2 separate regions of the Homo sapiens genome follow, and region 1 is linked to region 2. The links are chromatin loops, found by intact Hi-C in ENCODE. Cell type or tissue: heart right ventricle. All regions are shown on one strand. Each heading gives the region's core, and the rest is flanking DNA. Links, peaks and the distances in the headings are about the cores only.

The links. Hi-C counts contacts between places; a loop is a spot of excess contacts. Peaks named below come from ENCODE experiments on the same cell type or tissue, not always from the same donor. Only the 100,000 strongest peaks of a DNase experiment are listed, where the experiment ranks them.
Region 1: a loop joins it to region 2, with 3 times the contacts of the local background. A loop is called at or near these places in 42 of 110 quality-filtered maps.

Annotation. Positions count from the first base shown.
Region 1 is chr3:52,933,547-52,936,460 of GRCh38, forward strand. It overlaps SFMBT1 (Scm like with four mbt domains 1), which reads right to left. Exons shown (of 21, transcript NM_016329.4): 5 at 1,267-1,355. Among named protein-coding and RNA genes, the nearest start is that of STIMATE-MUSTN1, 37 kb to the left of the region's middle. RefSeq lists an enhancer at 1-82 and a silencer at 1,187-1,481. In heart right ventricle, for the core only: a CTCF peak has its summit at 1,290; a DNase peak (open chromatin) is centred at 1,279.
Region 2 is chr3:52,844,643-52,847,556 of GRCh38, forward strand. It overlaps STIMATE-MUSTN1 (STIMATE-MUSTN1 readthrough), which reads right to left. Exons shown (of 10, transcript NM_001198974.3): 5 at 187-299. It overlaps STIMATE (STIM activating enhancer), which reads right to left. Exons shown (of 8, transcript NM_198563.5): 5 at 187-299. MIR8064 (microRNA 8064) reads right to left here and starts at 1,910; the gene lies at 1,821-1,910. RefSeq lists an enhancer at 1-343. In heart right ventricle, for the core only: CTCF peaks have their summits at 1,238 and 1,459; a DNase peak (open chromatin) is centred at 699; H3K4me3 peaks cover 362 bases; H3K27ac peaks cover 2,208 bases.

The DNA of each region.
Region 1 (2,914 bases), core at 195-2,694, 89 kb after region 2:
GATTTAGAGCTAAAAGTCAGCATGGCAGAGTCATGGTCAAAAAAGAGTAGAATAGTTTATCAATTCATCCATTCATTAAAATGTTACTGAGTTTTTAGTATGTATAAGGCCCTGGCTAAGCATAAATAAATGAGTCAGAGTATAAAAAATAAAAACCAGTTTGAAATAGAGTATTCACCAATCAAAATTTAAAAGGGAATGTGAATGGATGACAGAAGTAAATGTAACCATAAAACTCTTAGAAAATACAGGAGTAAATCTTCTTGACCTTGGGTTAAGCAAAGCCTTCTTAGATATGATACCAAAAGCACAAGCAACAAAAGAAAAAAAGATAATCTGGATTATATCAAAATAAAAAATGTTTACGCTGCAAACAATAAAAAGACAAACCATAGAATGGGAAAACATATTTTCAATATTTTGAAATGCATGTATATTTTGAATGCATAATACATTCAACTCAATAATAAAAAGACAACCCAATTTAAAAATGGGCAAAGAAATGTCTCCAAAAAGGATACAGAAATGGCCCATAAGCACAAAAAAACATACTCAACATCAACAGTCATTACAGAAATGTAAATCAAAATGAGATGCCACTTCATACCCACTTAGTCAGCTATAATAAAAAAGATAACAAGTGTTGGCAAGGAAGTAGAGGGATGGGAACCTTCATACATTGCATTTCACATATGCCACAAATAATTTTACCAGTATGACAGAAAGTGACAAGATATAACTTAGAAATGTCATAACCAATAAATCCATTTCACAAAATCAAGAGATCTATATTCACTAACAAGCTTAAAGGCCACACTAATTTAAAAGGACTGCTGAAAAGCAGGTGGAAGGCAGAAGTGCAATAGATCCAATGTGTTCCAAGCAAAAAAAAAAAAAAAAAAGGGTGGGTTGGGGGGACTCCAAGTCACCTGGTGTGGGAGTTACAAATGTCCACCCTCAAGCAGAATCGACCTCTGCTCAGTTTCAGAGTGAAAGCCCTCAGAAGGTCCTATTTTCCAACTGTATAAAAGAATCTGGGAAATTAGATTTTTTATGTGTTAGCAACTAATTCAGAAAATATTTAGGCACTAAGCAAGCCACCAGTTTGCAACCTCTGAGGGTAAGTTTAAACTTCCCAATACCTATGCCTATGTCTCTAATAATAACGTTTATTTTCTTCAGAGTGGTAAATAAGCAACCGATTTTAAGATTCTTTGAAAGATCAGATGGGTTTTCCATGCTGATGTGGCATGTAGTAATACTCACGCCCTCTAGCAGCGGAACAGGAGGACTACATGCTCCTATCAGGGTCTGCCGCAGAAACTCATCCCAGTCAGATACTTTATCTCTGATGCCTAGATGAGGGAATAAATGACTGATTACTCAAAATGCCAGCCACAGAATGCAGAGAAACCGAAATCAGTGGAGATGGTTTAAAGGTATTTCACATTTTAAGATCTAAGAGTCCAACATACTGCTTGAGAGCTTGAAAAGATAAAACAAAATAAAACCAAAAATGCTTCTCTAGATGGAGCTACTTTCTGGTTAGTTTATTAAGAGTTGTATACAAAACAAAGAGAATAGTCCCAACTACCTATTCCTATAATTTTACCCAGAAGGTACCTTACTTTATTTTTTATGATGGAAACTTTCAAACATACAAAAAGAAAAATGATCTAATGAATCCTAAGTGCCCTGGCGTCAACAACTGTCACCTCATGGCCAATCTGTTTCATCTAAACCAGGATTTACAAGCTACAACTCGAGGGCTTAATCCAGCCTGCTGTCTGTTTTTGTTAATAAAGTTTTACTGGAACATGGCCATACCCATTTGTTTACATATTGTCTGTGGCTGCTTTCACACTACAAAGGTAGGGTTTTAGCAGCTTTGACAGAGATTGTATGACTAGTAAAGCCTAAAATATTTACTATCTTGCCCTTTACAGATAATTTGCCAATGCCTGGCTTATACCCTCACACTCCACCCATGCCCAACCAAGGATCAGTTAGAAGACAATTCCAGATAGCATATAATTTCATCCATATATATATTTTAGTACATATTTCTAAAAGAAAATATTTTCTTACAAAACCACAATAACAACATCATACCTTTAAAAAATTAACAATAATTCCTTAATATCAAATATCCAGTCTATGTTCAAACTTCCCCAATTGTCTCATAAACAGTTTTGTCAATTTGTTTGATTACATCAGGACCCAAGTGAGACGCACGCATTGCAAATGTCTCCTTGATTTCTTTTCATCAGTAGGTTTCTTCTCCTTCCTCCCCTCCCGTGTCCCTACTCTCTCTTTTTTTACTCCACATTTATTGAGACCTGGCCTTTGTTCTCTATGGAGTTTTTTAGAGTCTGATTTCATTGGTTACGTCCCTGTGGTGACCAGTTGTTCTACTGTTCCCTGTATTTGCCATAAATCAGTATTTAGAGCTAGAAGCTTGATCAAATTCAGGTTAGACTTTGCGGGGTGGTGAGGGTGAAAGAATACTTCACAAGTGGAATAAGTTATACCCTTCCCTCAAGAGCATGAAGAGGCACATATGGTCTGGCTGTCTCTCCCTTTGTGACATTAGCAGCTTTTAACGGTTACTACATAGATGCACTGATTCATTACGGGCTCAATGGTGATATTCTAATTGTATTATTCCTTCTTCATTTACTAACCAAAGAACTTCCATAAAGAAAAATTTCTCTACATCAACTATTTGATTATGCTGAGGTAGATTTCATAGAAAGAAGGCTTTCTTTGAACATATACTTGATTGTCTTTACTCTTTCTCTATATTTACCACCCTTTAAAATAAACAGTTGATTGGCAGGCATCTTCCAAGAGTGGCTAATGAGGGTTTTGTTTCAAAATTTCACTATGAAGTCATACATTAAAACAAATACAT
Region 2 (2,914 bases), core at 244-2,743:
TAAAGTGGATGGATGCTAAGAATTGACAAGCTCTTTGGAGTAGTTGCCACATCAGACCAAATGCAGGACACATTCATAGAGTTAAAACAAGTTTGGTTTTCCTAGAGTTGGCGTATGTGGGTGATGGGGAGGAAGTGCTGCTTGCTCAGCGTGGCAAGGAGCTGCTCATGCAGGGACGAAGCAAACCTTTTTCCACTGAAGTATTAGGAGGACGATGAAGACGACAGACTTTTCAAAAATCATGATCACGATGTAAAGAGCGCACTGCCCGACCCAGGCTCCACACTGCAGAGGGTCTCCTGCAGGGACAGGCGGGTGCTTAGTCACATGGGGCCCAGGCATCTGAGTGAGATGATGTCCCCACCCCACTCCCCCACACGCACCCCAGAACACTGGCTCTAAAGCTCTAAAGGTACTTAATGAGCCCCCCCAAAAGTCCAAAGGATTACCTCATCCTTAACAGACAAATGCAGTATTTTAAATAAAATCAGAGAATTCCTTATTTGAAGATACTAAAATGGCCTTTCTTTTAAGAGATTCTAAGATAGGATTAAAAAGCACTAAAGTTAGGAAGTGCTCATTGCTGGAGCTCAGAAAAGCTGTTCTTTCTGCCGGCTGGCAGCAGAAGCTGTATGAAGCAAGACTGCTATTCTTATCCGTTGTTGATTTTTCCAGTGACAGCGGGGCTGCCCCTCCCTTCTCTGTCCATGAGTGGACTGATGTTTGTGGATGATGAAGCAGGACCCAGTCGCTTTGTTTGTCTCCCACCTCCCCACCTCCCATCCCTTACCCAACTCCCCGGGCCATCCCTGATACCTCAGCCTCTTGAGAGCAGAAACGTGACTCTGGAGGAATTTGGACTCTACCTGTCCAGCATGGGTCACCCCAAACACCTTGGCCAGGGACAAGGAAGTGAAGAGAGAAGTCCTTGGGGCAAGGAGGTGGGAGGGATGGGCCGGGGCCCAGGGCTGTGACAAAGGTCCATCTGGGACCCCTTCAGTCACCATGCTTGAGAAACCGAGGGACCTAGTAGTACAAGCTGGAGGATGTGCAGGCCTTGGAATGCCTCCAGGACATTTTGAACGGAGAGAAGACCAGCCCCTCCAGGGAATGATCCTGTGATATGAAGAACCCTAGGGTGGCTCCTGGGAGCCACATAGGCCTCCCCAAAGTGGGAGACCCAGGGGAGAGTGGGATGTGGGAAGGTTGCCTGGGGCTCACCCTGGAAGTTCTGCCAGAGCTGCCTTACCACAGCTGGCCAGAAGAGGGGGTACAGGGTAGCATTTTGGGGGTGGCGGGGGGGCGGGAGGCTGGGGGGTAAAGGCCGTAATCCAGGCTATGAGAAGATAATTTGGTCCAAAGAGATATCTCCAGCTTCTCACTTGGCTTTATTGTTTCTGCAGCAATCCCTGTTTGGGCACCCATGCTGGAGGCCCATGCCCTGCCCAAGCCTGTCAGCTGTACACAAGGGAATGACTTTATGCAGCTGCAATGGACAAAACACCAGGCCATTCCCTTTTCTGGAAAACCCTGGGAGAAGTGTGGCAGAAACACATCAGTCGCCTCTTCTGAGGTCTTCCTTTCTACTTTCACTTAAGGGATAGGAGACATTTGAGCCAAAAAACCCATTTCATAAGCATAATCCCTCCTTGCTAGGTTGTTAATGAGTTTTGCAATCCTTTTCCTTTCGGTAAGTCACCTAACCTTATCGAGAACAGTTCTCAAAACAACAGATGAACTTATTTGTGAGAAACCATTAAGTAATTAAGTAGGTTTGAGGACAGTTGGACAGAAAGCGCCACTAGGAAATCTCTCTGTGAGGACTGGAGTGTTTGGGAGCCAGCGGAGCGCGCGGCACCGCTTATTTACTATGGAAGGATGTCCGCTCGCTCAGTGTGCTCACTCCATCTGCTCTTCAGTTTTAAGTGACTGACAAGGAGGAAAATGCTTTTCCTCCCATACGCCTCACATTGCCCCAGTGTTCTAGGTTTCTGCTACACAACTTAGCTACAGCTGCCTCTTTAGATGCTAAAATAAGAAAGTTCAGAAACGTGAGAAAAGAGAAAAAGCACCTGTGACCCCGTCTGGCACACCATTTCCTCTGGGAACCCAGATCTCACGCAGCCACCGTTGGGAGAAGCACACGTGGCTGCTGTGTTTCCTGATTCCTGTTTCACTTGCGAGTCTTTCAGATGTCCCCCACAGTCTCCTCTTTAAAGGACAGACATGCCAGGCAGTGTTGCATGTCCTGCTTTGTCATTGCTGTTATTGTTTTCTTAGAGATGGGGTCTCACTCTGTCATTCAGACTAGAGTGCAGGGGCATGAACACGGCTTATTGTATCCTCAAACTCCTAGGCTTGAGTGATCCTCCTGCCTCAGCCTCCCAAGTACCTGGGACTAAGAATGCATGTCATGTGCCTGGCTAATTAAAAAAAATTTTTTTTTTTGTAGAGACGGGATCTTGCTTTGTTTCCAAGGCTGGTCTTAAGCTCCTGGGCTCAAGCGATCCTCCCCGCTTAAGCCTCCCAAAGTGCTGGGAATGACAGGTGTGAGCCACTGCACCTGGACCTTGTGTGTCTTGCTTTTTACTGCAATGAACAACCTCAGGCATGTGGGTGTTTTGTTTGGGTTTAATTATTTCCTCAGTAGAAGTCACAGCAATAGGGGCCAAAAGGAGGGAACACATCTGTGGCGAGAGGCTTTCAAAAGGGAGAGTTTGGCCAGGGATGGGCAGCAAGACCCATGAAGCACCGTGACCCAGATGTCAGGGCTTCCACATGGGAAAGAGTGGCCTGGTAATCAGAGTGCAGACACCATGCGTCACCTGGATCTGGTCTCAACCGCCGGGGCTGTGTGGCTTATTTCCCTGAGTCCCGCATTCTCATCAGCAAACTCTTGGCCTTCTCTTCTAGG